Linked DNA regions of Mus musculus: region 2 is linked to region 1. A link is a loop called in an ENCODE intact Hi-C map of the cell type or tissue named here. Cell type or tissue: left cerebral cortex. All regions are shown on one strand.

Evidence for each region. A loop is a pair of places that touch in the nucleus more often than their neighbours do. Peaks named below come from ENCODE experiments on the same cell type or tissue, not always from the same donor. Only the 100,000 strongest peaks of a DNase experiment are listed, where the experiment ranks them.
Region 2: a loop joins it to region 1, with 7 times the contacts of the local background. A loop is called at or near these places in 16 of 42 quality-filtered maps.

What each region holds. Positions count from the first base shown.
Region 1 is chr11:103,321,984-103,329,983 of GRCm38, forward strand. No RefSeq gene overlaps it. Among named protein-coding and RNA genes, the nearest start is that of Arhgap27os3, 19 kb to the right of the region's middle. In left cerebral cortex, CTCF peaks have their summits at 3,430 (motif pointing left), 4,260 (motif pointing left), 5,176 (motif pointing left) and 5,380; DNase peaks (open chromatin) are centred at 3,423 and 5,166.
Region 2 is chr11:103,099,281-103,107,280 of GRCm38, forward strand. It overlaps Plcd3 (phospholipase C, delta 3), which reads right to left and starts at 2,378. Exons shown (of 15, transcript NM_152813.3): 1 at 2,100-2,378. The coding sequence starts at 2,250. Acbd4 (acyl-Coenzyme A binding domain containing 4) reads left to right here and starts at 2,408. Exons shown (of 11, transcript NM_025988.2): 1 at 2,408-2,508; 2 at 3,402-3,816; 3 at 4,246-4,364; 4 at 4,620-4,740; 5 at 4,813-4,826; 6 at 4,828-4,892; 7 at 5,153-5,273; 8 at 5,523-5,609; 9 at 5,965-6,198; 10 at 6,815-6,954. The coding sequence starts at 4,283. In left cerebral cortex, a CTCF peak has its summit at 3,570 (motif pointing right); DNase peaks (open chromatin) are centred at 2,443, 2,941, 3,615 and 4,379; H3K4me3 peaks cover 3,143 bases; H3K27ac peaks cover 2,526 bases.

The DNA.
Region 1 (8,000 bases):
CACATACATTCGCCTACAGACATACACACAGACACAGACATATACACACATACAGACAGACATACACACAGATATACAGACATGCACATACATATACCATACACACACACACACTCCTTGCTCACAGACAGTGGAGTTCCAGTCAACCCACACCCCTGCCAGCATTTGAGACCAAGTCTTTCATCCCAGCTCAGGTGAGCACACACTGAGACCATGTGCATGAAATTTGTATTTCACTGATGCCTAATGAGGTCATGCTTATTAGCTTCTTACATATCTTCTTGTGGGAAGCATTGAGTTGTTTGCCAGTTTTTTGTCAGGCTCTGGCTGTGGGGAAATAAAGGGGGTGGGAGAGACCCACATCCCACCAGAGCTCGGAGAGACTGGGCGGGCAGATGCCCTCGAGCTCTCCATACTGCCGGGTGGGCATCTGGCTGTGGGAAGCCATGGGACCCCAGTCCAGCTCTGGGGCTCCTGAGTTTCACAGAGTCCAAGGACGATAGGTTCTAACTCTTGGGCATCTCAGGATGTTGCTGGACATCATGGAAGAGCTGAAAAGGGGTGGGGGCCCTGAGGTGGCAGTAGCCCTGAGCCAAAAGGGAAAAGGGGGGTTGGGGGAAGGCGCTGGGTGGTTCTTGCTCAGGTGATAGTCTTTGGTCTGGTCTGGTGGCTGGAAACGCTGGGAGGCCTTCCTGCAGGAGATTAGACGCAGCTCTTTAGGGGAAGGCCTGTCCATCGCTCCAGCATGGTGAGTCTAAATGAAAGGAGGCAGTCCATGGTTTTAGAGCTTTATTGTAGAAAAGAGAGAGAGTGGGGGAGAGGGAGAGGGAGAGGGAGAGGGAGAGGGAGAGGGAGAGGGAGAGGGAGAGGGAGAGGGAGAGGGAGAGGGAGAGGGAGAGGGAGAGGGAGAGGGAGAGGAGGTCGAAAAGTAGAGGCTGGCCATGACCACGTGGAGAGAGAGGAGAAGGGAGGGGAGGAGAGTGAGAGGTGAGTAAGAGAACAAGAGAGAGGAGAGACCAACCAGCTCTTCTTATAGTGGGCTGGGCTACCTTGCTGTTGCCAGGTAACTGTGGGGAGGAGCATAACTGTGGGGGTGGAGTCCAGACAGCTTACGTGACTGATGGCCACAGAATTATGGAGCTGGGGCCTCATATCAGGAACCCATGTCTGGGAGCATGGCAAAAGGACCTTTCGTCCCTTGCAGATTAATCTGCTGGGTCTCTGGGGTTTAAACCTAGCTCAGCCCAGAAAACAGGCTGCCTTTCACAGTCCCACAGTTTTTCTACATGATCTTCAACCTTTTCTATTGATTTTTTTCCTACAGGTTTTTTTTTCCTATATGTGTGCGTGCGCGCGCACACACACAGACATATACATACCAAAAAAAGTAGTAAAAGTAAATTTTAGAAAGGAATAAAGAAGCAAGCGCTCTGGGCCTCTGGGGACTTTCTCTGGATGTAACAAGAACGTCTCACAGAGTTAAAAAAGAAACAGCGTCCAGATGGCAGCATGCCTTGCTCATTGATTGTTCCTGCGGAATTCATTACATATTCCAGTTATTAATCTTTTGATGGATATGATTTACACATGATAGGATCTCCCCAGTGAATATACTTTCTGGGGACGTTATTACTAGAAACCCTGTATCATATGTCTCAGGTGCTTTAAAATAAATAGAATACAAACAGAATATGTAATCTCTACTTTCTAGCTAGCTATCTTGCTCGTGGCCAGCTCTGGCCAGCGTCCCTCGGTCCACATTTACAAGAGACTGCAGTAAGTGTAAAAGGGGCTGAGGAGGTGGCTCATCGTCCTTGCCCTGAAGGTGTGAAGACAGAGTTTGAATCCCCAGGACCCATATTAAACCAGGCAGGTGTGGTGGGAACGGTAATCCTAGCACTGGGGAGGCAGAAACAGGGAGTTGCCGGGACAAGCTGGCTAGCAGGCTGTGCATGCTGGCTGTGAATGTCACTGAATGCTCAGTGAGTGGAGTGTAGAGAGGTTGAAGGAGACAGCCAACATGAAGTCCATTGACTTCAGGTCTTTACGTGTGAGTGTATGCACATGTGCACACACAGATACTCACACACACACCTACACACATGCACACATAAACACACCCCAAACAGTAGTAAAAATAAGTTTCAGAAAGGAATAAAGAGGTGAGCACTCAGGACCTCTGGGAACTTTCTCTGGATGTACCAGGAACATCTCACAGAGTTAAAAAAGAAACAGCGTCTAGACGGCAGCACGCATGCTCACTGTTACGCTTCTGTGCCCTCGTCACTCTGGATAGGACCTGGGCACCTCTTGTACTTGTGCCAGCTGGTGCCGTCCTCCTTGTGAGCCTCACACACCGCCCAGTCAGCATCTGAGCACTGAATGTGGAGAGGGTCTTTAGGAGGGTTGACAGAATGTGATGGACACCTGAGGAACGTTGTTCGGCTGACGGTGTGGAGACAGACTGTGAGACAGGTTGGTTGGTTGATGTAAAGTGGGGCAGAGAACCTTCTGGGAGCTCACAGCTAGAAGACTGAGGAGAGAGAAGGCTGGAAGGAGTAGCGTGCCGAGGGAAGGGAGATGCTGGGACAGTCATCGTTCAGTGTTCATGTGTAGGTGACAAGGAGCAGCAGTCAGCCAGTCAGACAGACAAAAACTCCTATTCTTGATGGACTCTTGGGTTTATGGAAAAGACAGCCTGGGAAGGGCAAAAGCTTCTCAAGCAAACAGGAGGCAGCGGGCAGTTGGGCAGCTTTTCCCTGGGAGGTGTAAACACCTGTTTACTTACCCTGCATAAGGCACCAACAATGGACCAGAAATTATTGCCCCCATGTCTGAGTCTTGTTCGTGGAGACGGTGATTGTTGGGGTTGCTCTTCAGGAGCACAGGCGCCTCAGACAGCTGCATCATGACAAAGCCCGTCCGCTTCAGTCTGGCAGGGCTTCCTTCCAGGTTTTCAGTGTCATCTGGTGCCAGCACACAGCAAAGGCTCGTTAAGGTCCTTCGCCCAGGCCAGATGCATGCTTGGAGAGCGTGTTAGAGAACGCTTGGAGTGTGAAGGGGTCTCTAGAGAAGAAGGGGCCGTGAGTGGGGTGAGAAATTGATACCCAGCGCCACCGCGGACTTGGGAGACCTGGAAATGTGAGGTAGCATGGGTGGGGGGAGGTACTCAGACATCCTCAACAACAATGACCTCTGACTGGGGGAGCTCCCCCCCCCATCTCCTTTCCAAGTTTTGTCTCTTCTAAGGGTATGTGTCCTTTGCTTTACCCCAGCCTTAGAGCTTAAAGTCACACGGAAACCTGTGGGCTAGGACATACTGGAGAAGACACTTGGGTTCGCTTGGCTCATACAAAGTCCCAAAGTGTCCCCTCTCGCTCTGGGTGTGTCTGTGGGATTACCTCTCAGGAAAAAGGGCTCTCGTGCCCCCTGCTGGCAGCTCTGCTCCAAGCATCCCTGTCACTCGCTGAGGATGCTACGGGAAGGTGAGCACCTTTGTGAGAAGCAAGGCGGGTTTCCAGGCTGTAGGGGCTGAGGGGTGGGGGTGGAAGTGGGGTGGGGGCAGGGCATGGGTAGAGGTAGGGAGCGTTGGGGTGGGGTTGGGGAGGGTGGAATACTGACCTGCCAGAGTGGAGGATTGGTTATTCTTCGGAACTCTGGAGGTTTCCAAATTGGTTCACCTCCCTTTATCCTTTACCTCAAGCTAGGAGTGACTTTTCAAAAACCTATCAGAGGCAGTCCTCGGAACCACAAGCCTCATCACTGGTTCTTTTGGGTCTGAAGCCCCTTGTGCCCAGTGCAGAGAGCCCAGTCTCCAGAGGCTACACGCTGTATGAGTTCATCTACAAAACCGTTTCAAAGGAAGAAATGAGAAATGGAGAAAGACCAGGTTGTCAATTGGGGAAGAGACAGGGAGATGTGAAGATAGAGGAACCCCTGGAGGGGGGCTGATGAGGATAGAAACATTTGTTGCTCTTGCATAGGACCCTGGTTCAAGTCCCATCATCCTCACAGCAGCTCACAATTGTCTGTAACTGCAGTTTCGGGGTATCTGAATGTCTTCTTCTGGCACAGGTGGCCACCAGTCAAATACCTACACACAGGCAAAAGTACTCATGAACTTAAAATAATAAGTTAGGGCTGGAGAGGTGGCTCAGCGATTAAGAGCACTGGCTGCTCTTCCAGAGGTCTTGAGTTCAATTCCCAGCAACCACATAGTGGTTCACAACCATCTGTAATGTGATCTGATGCCCTCTTCTGGCACATAGGTGTACATGCAGATAGAGCACTCACATACATTAAATGAATAAATAAAACCTTTTGAAAAAATAAATAAAAATAACATAAAATAGAAATTCCATCCCATTCCTGCTTCCCCAGTTTTGGTAGTAGAGGTTGCCTAGAGCCTCTCACGTTCTGAGCAGGTGTTCTTTGGGTAAGCTGTCTCCCAAGAATGTTGTTTTTGTTTTTGTTTTGGACAGGGTCTTACTCTGTAGCTCTGACTTGCCTAGAACTCACTATATAGACCAGGCTGGCCTCAAGCTCGCAGAGACTCACCTGCTTCTGCCTCCCAAGAGCTGGGGTTAAAGGCATGCACCACCATGTCTGGCAGATATGGGGGTTTTTGAAACAATAGAACCATTCTGTTTTGATTGTGGTGGTGGCTGGGACACTTTGTGCCTGTGACAAAATACAGAATTCTACATAAAGACACACAGTAAGGAGTGTGCAAAGGCCAGAGGAGTAGGCAGTCCCATAGCATAGTAGGGCTCATTAAGACTGGCGTCTCTCAGGACTGATGTGCATAGCAGTTATGTAGGAGGCCATGGTGGGCCCTGGATGCTAACAGTGGCCTGAGACTTCAACACCAGGGGATCAGATACTCTCTTCTGGCCTTAGCAGATACATGCACACACGGGACACACACACACACACAGACTTACAGACAGAGGACGAGGAGGTGGAAAAAGGGAAGGAGAAGAAAGGATCTTGGTGTGTTGCTATTCCAGAACTTGGGATATAGAAGCAGGAGGATGGGAAACTCAAGGTTATCTTTGGCTCTATAGCAAGATGGAGGCCTGTCTGACTGCGTTGTGACTCTGTCTCAACGCTATACAACACAATACAGGAAGACTGGCCGCAGAGTCTTTCTGATGATTGCCACCTAGTGGTGCATGTGAGTACTGCAGGATGGAGCGTGTTCTGTTGGTGGGCACCCCACCTCCACCCCTTTTTAGTAAAAGGAATCTCATATCAAAGGTCTTTTTCTAAGGCCTCTAGCAGGAGAACACCCAGGCTTGAAAGGCCCAGGAAGGCAGGCTCCCTTCCTGCCCTCTTGTCAATATAATGAGACTCATTCCGCTTTGGTCTAGCAAGGCGCTCTACCTCAAACACCCTTGCCTCAAAGCATATAAAAAGTAGCTTTCCTGAGACACTGCTGTTCTGAGGTCTTCAGAAAAGACGGCTGCAGGACCCTGGGATCAAAGGACTCACAGGCCCAGCATGGTGGTCTTGTGGCTGTAAATCTCTAGGACCGGGGCTAGCCTAGAAGACTAATGTGATTTCACAAACATACCTGCACTAGGTTCAGGGTTGGAAAAGCTGCACAAGACTCACTGTGCAATCGTGGACAGCTTCTGAGGCAGATGTAGATGTCTCAGTTTATAGATGAGTGGCCTGGTGCAAGCTACCTGCTAAGATCACTCAATAAGAAATGTCAGGGAGGAGGGGGGAAGCTGGAGAGATGGCTCAGCAGTTACAAGTGCTCCCTGCCCTTCCAGAGGACCTGAGTTTGGTTCCCAGCATTGACATTAGTGCCTTGCAAGCACCTGTAACTCCAGTTCCAGGGGCTCTGACACCCTCTTCTAGCCTCCACTAACATCCATGCAAAAAATAGAATAAAAATATTTTTTTTTTAAAAAAAGGGCAGGGTTGGAATGTGGTCTCCGGATACTTGCCTTTTGATATTTTCAGTTGTGAATGAATATTACATTTATTTACAGTGTGTGTGTGTGTGTGTGTGTGTGCATGTGCGTGCACTCGCATCCATGTTCACATAAATATGCAGAGAAAAACTTCGGGGAGCCAGTTCTCTCTATTCTACCATGTGATTCCAGGGATCAAACTTGGCTCTTCAAGGTTGTTGTCACAGTTCTTTACCCACTGAGTTATCTCTCTCACCCATGAACAAGTATTTATTGAACTCCCATTATGTCAGTCTCTATGATAGGTAATGAGGACACAACAAAACCTTCTCCCTCTGGACGCTTTCGGGGTTAATAACTCATCATGATATCCAGCTGTAAAGTGGTCAATGAAGACAAGAGATACATGCAGGTCTCTAATAGTGTATACAGGGGAAGGTGGCACAGGTGAGAAATGGTGACTTCAGAACAACACTGAAAGACAGCTGACTAAGCAAAGGAAAAAGTGGGAAAGAACACAGCCCATACAAGGGTCCTGGGGCAGGAAGGAGCACAGGACATTTGGGAAATTGATGGGAGGCTGTTGTAGTCATAGCTCAGAAACCAAGACAGTGTGTGAGGTGCGGGCCTTGCAAGTTGGTGTGTGCTCTAGCCAAAAGTGTTATTAGGAATTTGGAACTATCAATTCATACACTCTCCACACCACCGTAGAGAAGGTATTGCTATTGTACCCCCATTCTCCTGATGAATACACTGGGGTGCAGAAGAGATCACTCTGGGTTCGAGTCAGGCAGTTTGGCTCCAGTGCTGAGGGCTGAGGAGGTGGCTGAGGAGGGGCAAGGGTTGAGCCCGGTGGGCTACACCCAAGCTTGGGGTCTTATTCCAAATGCATTTAAGATAAAAGGAATGATATTATTTTGGGGAGGGGACACATATGTCACAACAAACACGTGGTGGTCAGAGGTCAGAGGTCAACTCTCGGGACTCGGTTCCCTCCTTCTGCACTCAGGTTGAGAGACTTGGCAGTAGACACCTTTACCCACTGAGCTACCTCACCGGACAGTAAGCTAACCAGGGCTGGGTTTTAAACTGAGGCTGGCGGGGGGGGGGGGGGGGGATGCTGAGGGGGGGAGGCTGAGGACAGGGGATAGGGAAGTGCTGAGTGGGACTCCAGGCTGACCTTAGCTCCCTGAGCCAGGTTGGTGGGAGAGAGAGTTGCTAAGGTTTAGGACATGGACCAGAGTGAGCCTGCCATATTCCAAGGTTTTAGCTTGTCCATCTGGGGGATGACAGAGCCATGTCCTGGGATAGGCAAACCCTGGAGGAACTTGTTTGGGGGAGAAAATCAAGGATCCAATGTCAGGCTGAGGTCTGTCAAAGGGTAGACATCATTGATGCTGTGGCTGGTGTCATACCGGGAGCAAGGACAGGGAGCAGGATCTGGCCTGAGAATTCCTTCTTCCCATGCTTGGCCAGAGGTGGAAGGAACATGAAGGGGCTGAGGGAGAGATGTTTCCAGGAGAGGCTGCTTGTCCCAGGAAGCCAGTGAAGCTGGAGACTCAAAGTGTCGTCCACCAGAGATTCTGTGGTCTGTGGCATCCAGGGGCTGAGAACAGTGGATGGAATGGCGAACACGACATCTTTCAAAGTCTAGCTGTACATGTAGGTGCTTGCCATCAGCTACCCATATGGTGAAGGAAAGGACCAGCTTTTGCAAGTTGAACTTTGACCTCCTAACATGCACGCTTCTTCAACACACATACACAATATATAAATAATAAATATAATTTTAATGTCTGGCTCTGAGAGTGGGAGAGTGGATCTGGTTTTAGGGAAGTGTGTGGCGGAGGGTTTCCTAGTGTGACAGTGACTGGAACATCTTTCCGTGGGGTCAGGTAGGTGTAGTGGACACTGTGGGGACAGTAGCTTCCTCCATGACTGAAGCTTCCCTGTGGGTGGAGGTAGAGGTAGCGACCCACAGCTCTTTTCCAAGCTCTGTGGGACATGCCCAGGGCTGAAAACGAGGTGCTTTGCCCTGATTTGTGCCAACTGTCAGGCAACTTGGGTGCTCAATAG
Region 2 (8,000 bases), 220 kb before region 1:
ATGACATGCTGGTAAGTCCATAGTTTCAGGATGAGCTCCACAGGGCTCCCGTGCAGCCTCGCTCAGCTGACACACACTCAGTTGGGCGCTCCCGTAATTATGTGTCCACAAGTCTCTTCTTATTACACTGTGTACCTCTAGGGCAAGCCTCAGTTGTCCTGCTTGGTGGCCTCGGCCCCTGGCCTAGTGCTGTGGCCACTGACGGGGGCTCAGCAAATGGCCCCAGGTGTGGGAAGCTTCCTTTCTGTCCCCAGCAGCATCCACGACCCCCAGGGGCCAACGGCTCAGGCTGCTTCTCCCGAGAGCCCTGTCCTGCCTCCGTGGCAGATCATCTTACACAGCCAACCCCACTAGTGCCACCTCTAGCCAGAGACGGCTGACTTCATATTAGACAGCCACCACCCTGTCTCCTCCTCGTGCCTGTGCGTCCTCCTCTTCTGTGCCTCTCTCACCTGAACCCCAACACCTCTTCACGAGCTACTCCCTGCCTCCTTTCAGCCCTATTTGACCACCCTATTATCCATCTGCTCCTCTAACTCAGCCAGTGGATTTTCTGGGACCCTTAGCACCACCCAAACTTCAGAGAAACTCTAAGGTGTCTGTCTACCTCTCTCCTCTTCACATGAGCTTCCATCCAGCTCTGGGGTTCAGTGGGGTCCTCTCTGCCTCCCCAGCATCACAGTCCGCTCCTCCCTCCCTGACTCTTTCCCTCAAGGTCCGTCTTCTGACAGCAGTACTGAGCTGTTTAGCTCTCTTTGGACAGGCCCGCGTGTGCTGTGTTTGTTGTTGTATGGTAGGTAAATATTGACTTCTTGAATGACTGGACCGGAGAAGGATGAAGAGCTGCCCCAGGCACAATGCTCATGGTGAGGACATCCAATACATTCTGGTGGAATGAGGAAGAGGAGGGCACAGCTGAGAGGGAAGCCGGGGAGGCTGGCATCTGGGACCCCTGAGTTCTGTCACCAGGTTGACAGTCCTGAGAAACCACTTCAGTTTCCTGCACTTCACAGTTTATAAAATGCTCCTTGTTCAAGCCCAGGGAGTCCCATTTTGCCGAGACTCTGAGCGTGTAGGTTGGGATGGCACACAGTCTGAGTGGCCCCGACTAGATTCTTTGATGTCTGAGTCAGTTTCCTCCTCTGTGAAATGGGGTGCAGGACACCTACCTCAGGAAGGTGAGCTTAGCACCACACCTGCAAACCACAGCGGTATTGAGCCGACTCGAGGGCTCCTTGAAGACTAGTGACTTCCCTCTCACCTCTGAAATAGGAAGCTGGACTGTTTCGCACCATTGCCCCGGGTCTTGCCAGGGCTTTGTTACTGCTGGCAGAGAAGACCTGAGGGTTACAGGGCTGGCTTGGGTGTCTAGAATCTCGCAGAGGCCATCTGTAAACAGCCCCTCAGGATCAAGAACAGCAGGTGCTGTAAGATGCCCACAGACCTCAAGTAGCACTTGGGAGATGAATGTACGTACCTCCGCGTGCGCGTGCCTCTGCCTCCCGAGTGCTGGGATTAAAGGCGCGCGCCACCACTGCCTGGCATTGTATTTTTTTTTTTTTTTTTGAAACAGAGTCTCATAGACCCCAGACTCATACACACACACACACACACACACACACACACTTTACTTTGTAGCAGAGAATGACCTTGAACTCCTGATCCTCCTACTGACACCTCGCCAGTGCTGGGAGATTAACAACAGTAAGTCGTTGTGATACTGGGGATCTAACCCAGAGCTAAGAGCTCTACCGATTGAGCTACATCCCCAACCTAACTCCAAGCTTTATCTCTCAGTCCATTCTCCTCACTCTCCAGCAACCCTATCCATGCCCCGAGTCCCAAATTCTCACCCCAGCACGGCCCCGCGAGCGCCTCCCGGTGAGAATGCACCGGGGGCATCCAAGCCTTCTAAAACAGCCTGGAAGTCTGATGACCCCAGGTGTGAACCCCAACTGGAACAGTGCTGGTGCTCCTGGTCAGATCCTCCCCAATTCCAAGCACCCTGGCAAACCAGGTGGCCCGTACACCCCGCTCCGTCCAGGTTGTCCCTAGAGACAGTGCGCGCCCACCCGGACCCATCCTTGTGTGTCACTGACCCATCTTCTTCAGTGCCCGTAGCCCAGGCCTTTTGGTGCTGCTGTCCGACGACGCGGGCGAGGGCGGGAACGCGAGGGGCGCTGCGACCTGGGCGGACACCCGGGATTCCTCCGGCGAGCGGCGACTCCTTTTCCAGCCACCGCACAGCATGGTCTCGAAGGGCCCAGGGCCAGGCCCGGGATCTGTGCGTGAGAACCGGGCAACGGGAACACAGCCCGCGGCGCGGTCCGGAGCTAAGAAACTTAGCGGCGCCCTAGGAGTCAGGAGGAGGAGACCTCGGGAGGAGGGAGAGAGGGAGGGACGAGGTGGAGGTGGGCGGAGCGAGGCCGAACTTAGGCGGTGCGAGGCGCCTGCGGGACCCCAGGCCTGGAGCTGCGCGCCCTGGTGTCTACGCGTTCGCCCCTACTAGTGAGTCGGTCTTTCCATTTCCTTAGAGGTCCCCGGATCTCCTTTCTACCATTGGCCAGAGTCCCTGTTGAAGGGAATTGAATTTCCCGGAGGGATAGGTTTGTCCTCCGGCGCAGACACATTTTTTCTGGGAACTCAGGACCCTAGTCCATCCACCTTAGCCGGGTCCCTTAGGGAGCCAGACAAGGGACAGATCTATAGGAGATCGTCCCGGGCCACAGGGTCCTAGTACGGAGGAAACCCATAGAATTCTGAAGCAGAGCTGCGCAGGAATGGGGACGAGAGGCTCGGGCAGTGACGTCATGAATTAATCTCCGGGCTCGGGGCCAATAGCCAGTCCTCAAAGGTGGATGCCTTGCGGCCAACCGATCTGAAGACTAAGATGAGACTAAGTTTAGAGTTCCAGAAGCTTGGTACCCCAGAGCGACACTCCATCCTTGGTCAAGGGATCTGCACAACACTCTGCCAAGGTGTTGATGACGTCAGCCAAGGAAAACCTCCTTGTACGGGTGCCGGTGTAGTGTTAGACGTACCCTTGTGAATGCGAAAGGGTGGAGTGTGCATGTGGCTTTCAAGCACGAGCTTTGGATAGGGGCAGCGAGCTGGTCGAATATTGTCACTTGGACGCGACCTACAGCCAGGCTTCCCACGCTAAAAGTAGCGAGTTTCGGGTCCTAGAATCTCCATCTACTTGTCCCGCTGTATTCTTTCCTCATTTATCCAAGTCCCGACAATTCTTCATACTAGCTTAAGTCCCCATCACCACTGCGATCTTAAATTTGCTTACTATTTGTCAAACCTTCGCCTCTGCTTGATCTCTTGATTCCTTCCAGGAGTGTTCCTTTTTTTTGTTGTTATTTTTCTGGTTCACTCTTACTTTTTCCAAAACTCAGCTCCAGTGTCCTTTCTGCGGAACGCCGGGCTCCAGGACTCTCCTCTATTGCCAGCGTAGACGTGTTCCAAGAGCTGAGTCGAGGTGCCTCGGACAGGCGGAGCCCGCATCAATCAACCCACTCCCGTGGGTTTCCACCAGGGGGCGCGAGGACTCTGCGACCATCAGTGTGTCCACCGGGAGGCGCTGCAGCCCGCCTCGGGCTGTCGCGCGGTGCGGAGTGCCACCCATAAATTAGCCCCGCCTGGCTGGGCGAGGCAGGATAGCATTATTTGCATAATCTTGAAAGAGCCTTCCTTACTGGTTAGGGTATAAAAGACCAATACGAAACGGTGCCTCTGGTTGGCTTTTCTCCTAGCTCTGTATCCCGCCCTATCCCTGCCCCTCTGGAACAAGAGGTCAATCGGAAGCCTCTGGTGAGTGATGAGAAGAGGACCCTGGTGTCCTGGCAGTGGGCGCCTAGGGGTGAGTGAGAGGCTGGGGCGCGGGGAGCCAGGGTTGAAGGCTGTTCGTCCCATCCTGACTCCTCCTCGTTCGCTGATTCGCCTGTTCAGGAATTGGAAATGGGTGTCTAGAGAGGTGCATCCGGGGACGTACGTGGCTCTGAGACCCTTGCCACCTGCCTCCCCTCCCACTCATGGCCAAGTTGGTGGTCCTCGCCACCCTGGCCTCATTGGCGCTGCCTTGAGGTAGGAGAAGGAGCCTTCTCAGCTCAACTTCTGGCCTCCTGGGATAGCGATCCGTTCTTAGGACTAAGTTTGCCCCTCTGGGAACCGGTCCGGTGGCTTACTTAGGATGCCACCGTGGACCATGAAGCCTGGTCACATTGACACTCACTCTTGCAGAGTCGCTTCAAAGTAGGGCTCCAGAGCTCGAAGCAGCATGGGTACCGAGAAGGAAGAGCCCGACTGTCAAAAACAGTTCCAGGCAGCAGTCAGCGTCATTCAGAACCTGCCTAAGAATGGTGAGCCTGTACAGATCAGCATTTTAGGGTTCACGATGGTTGGGCTCCGACCCCGAGATGAGATGAAACTGGGCCTGTACCCTGCAAATGTTGACAAACAAGTTCCTCCCTAGGCTGTGGTGGGGTCCCCTCTGCTTCCTGTCTTAGATGCTATGAGTGAAATCCGGGGCCACCTTTGCCCTTCCAAGGTGCAGCCTCCTCCCTTTTGGACCTGGGGCTGATGAGGTACCCTCCCCTTCCCAACCCTCTGCTCAGGCTCTTACCGCCCCTCCTATGAAGAGATGCTGCGATTCTACAGCTACTACAAGCAGGCTACCATGGGGCCCTGCCTGGTCCCCCGGCCTGGGTTCTGGGACCCCATTGGACGTTACAAGTGGTGAGCTCCCCTCCTGCAGGGTACAAATGCCTCATCTGTCACCCAGACTTCTCATGGACCTCTGCCTCCTAGGGATGCCTGGAACAGGCAAGATGAGCAGGGAGGAAGCCATGTCTGCCTACATCTCTGAGATGAAGCTGGTGGCACAGAAGGTAGTGAGGGCTGTGGTGCTCTGTCCCTAAGGGTGGCTTGCCCCTCAGTCTTCCAGGGATGTGCTTCCATGTTTTCTATCCATTGATTTTTTTTTGGAAATCCCTTTTCTGTTGCCCTTAACCCCCAATTCTGTTTGATCCTGACTGATACGAGGTGGAAGTGTATGGAAAGGAGGTAGTTCGGGGCAAAGCTGGAGAGGGGGTTTGTGGGTGGTAACGGGCGGGACCAGCTTGCTCCATTAGAACCCCTTCCTGCACAGGTGATCGACACAGTGCCCCTGGGCGAGGTGGCAGAGGATATGTTTGGTTATTTCGAGCCCCTGTACCAGGTGATCCCTGACATGCCGAGGCCCCCAGAAACCTTCTTGAGAAGGGCCACAGGTCAGATCTCCAGAATGGGAGCCCTGATAACAATAGAGTGAACTGTCTCGGGTCTAGGCTGTTGGGTGGTTGTCAGCTGTAGGGCAGCAGGAACCAAGAGCTGTAGGTGTGGTTTCTGTGCGGACCTGAGTCGGTGCCCCTGTTATCAGCCAGTATGCATGACTAATGGGGACAAGGGACTTTCTCTCACTGGAAGATGCCAGCTTCTTCCCTGCCCCACCTTTGAGTCTGAGTGCTGTGTCTTGACAGGTTGGAAGGAGCCGTTGGTGCAGAGAGAGGATCAGGCGGCTCCAGAGCCTTCTTGTGTCCCCAAGGAGCCAGTGCCTCCAAGTCCAGGTTTGCTGCTGAGCGGGAGGGATACAGGACCATACCTAGACTGGGAAGGGACACTTGCAGGGGAGGAGAAGCTGGATGCCATGCTGTCCCCTTCGTATCGCATGCCCAGGGACACTGAGACTTCCTGTGCTCTCAGAGGCCAAGGGGAAGCTCTGAGACTCTCTGCAGGGTCTCATATCTTGGTCCCATCGTACCTGCTATGGAAGAACTCTGGGTCTCCTGAGGAAGGACTTGGTACTCGGTGGCCCACTCTCCCCCCTCCTCCCAAAGGCAGGGAGTGCCCCCCCCCCTGCCCCGCCAGCCCCAAGTGCAGCTGTCCTTCCTACAAGCCTTCCTTTCCTTTTCTCTCTTCCAGAGTCCCGGCCACCCAGAGACCTGGACCTGGAGGTTTTCTGTGACTCCGTGGAACAGCTAGAGCCAGAGTTGGTGAGACTGCCTGTCTTGTCCCCCGTTGCTGCTGAGCCCGAGTTGTGCCACCTCCCCCCTGGGATCTGGGACTCCTCAGCTCAGCAGGTTTGGGCAGAGCAGAAGGAAGCAGCTGGCAGAGAGCTGACCACCAGGAGCAGCCCCGAGTCCACTGGGGAGAAGGGTGAGAGCTTCCTACCCTGACCTCGTTCTTAGGACCCTAGGCTTTCCCTGGGCTCCCAGTCAGGACAAAGGTTAAAGTCGAATGGGGCCGCTGGAGAGCAGCCCGGGAGGGCTACCCAGCAGCCAAATGCCTGCCTGGAGCAAAATTCCAGTGCTGGCACTTCCTGAGATCGCTGGCCTCTGCACCCTCAGCGAAGCCAGGCGACTTGTAGACGGGTATATGGCACTGGGAAGTTGCTCTTTCTCTCTGCCTGCCATTTGGAATTCTCAGGGGAAGACAGTGAGCTAGCTCTGTTTGCCTTGTGCTTGTCTAGAACTTATTGTGTGCTAAATCTCCAAAGGGGTACCTTTCCTAAGTAGTTCCTCTGAGCAGATAGGGTGTGAGGAAGACACCATCTTTAGGAGCTAAGACAAGGCCAGAGAGATGAATGGTTTGCCCAGAGTCACACAGCCACACACCCAGTGGCCACACTCCAATGCCTGCTTACTGTCCTGTGCCAGGCCTGCTCAAGGTCCCAGTGCGGGGTGGGAAAAGGGCATTTTTACCCTCGCTGGAGCTGCCCCAGATCGTGCATCTTGACTCCTGAGTCCTTTCCCTGTGTTTCTGTGCTCCACAGAGGGGTTGGGAGGCGGCCTGATAGGCCCACAGGAGTTGGACACATGGCTGGTGGGGACAGTCCGGGCCATGCAGGAAAGCATGAAGGACGTTCACAGGAGGCTACAGAGCCTGGAGAGCAAGCCCCAGCCACTCAAGCAGGTGAGTCCTTCCTTCATGTCAAGAGTGGAGATTACCTCAGAAGTCTACTCTTGGTTCCTCAGCCAGCTGCTTCTGGCTTGGGCCCCGTGACTCCCAACTGTCCACTGCTTTGTGCAGAGAATAGTGAGACCTCTATTTTAATTAATTAATTACTGTAATTAATTAATTAGTTTTTTTTTTCCAAGACAGGGTTTCTCTGTGTAGCCTTGGCTGGCCTGGAGCTCCCTTTGTAGACCAGGTTGGCTTTGAACTCAGAGATCCTTCTGCCTCTGCCCGAAAAGTGCTGGGTGGGGTTAAAGCCACCCAGTGGGAGTGTTTACGCCCTGAGGGAGTGTGGGAAGGGCATGCTAGGAGTGGAGGACCAATCCCTCTCTGCCTGGCCGCCTACTGGCTTGCTACTAATTTGCTGATATTCTCTCCCACCCACCCCACCCCTTCCACCTCCCTTCATTCCTTTTCTCCTCCCCCCACCCCCGTGTGGCCTACAGGCTTGGCTTTTGTCTATTTGCTTGTGGCAAGACAAAGGCTTAAAATGTATAATCTTCTAGCCCCAGCCTCCCAAGCGCTGGGATTATAGGTGTCCACCACCACACCTGGCTTTATTTCCCTCTCACAGAAGGGGAAACAGAGGTGTGAGAAGTTAGCTTACCAGAGGGCACATAACATGGAAGACCTTTCCTGAACTGCTTTCATGGTGCCCAGTACCCAGTGGTCTCCTCAAATGGGCTCTCTTGCTATCTCTATGACGGCTAAACAGCAAGGGATGGAGCACAGGTGGCCCCAAGTCAGCTGGTGCCCACCCTAGAGAGAAGCCTGGTGTGGTTATACCAGGAATGGGCCTAGCTGCTCTACTTGGGGATCCCTGGTGTGACTCTTTAACCCACTGGGTATGGTGGATCTGAGCCCTGGTGACAAGGATTTCAACACTGCCACCTTTCCCCTCAGAGCATTCTTCAACGATCCCCCCCCCCTTTACCTTTTACCCACTTGAAATGCAAAGGATTCCCTACCCCCACCTCCACCCCAATACTAGGGATTCCTAATCA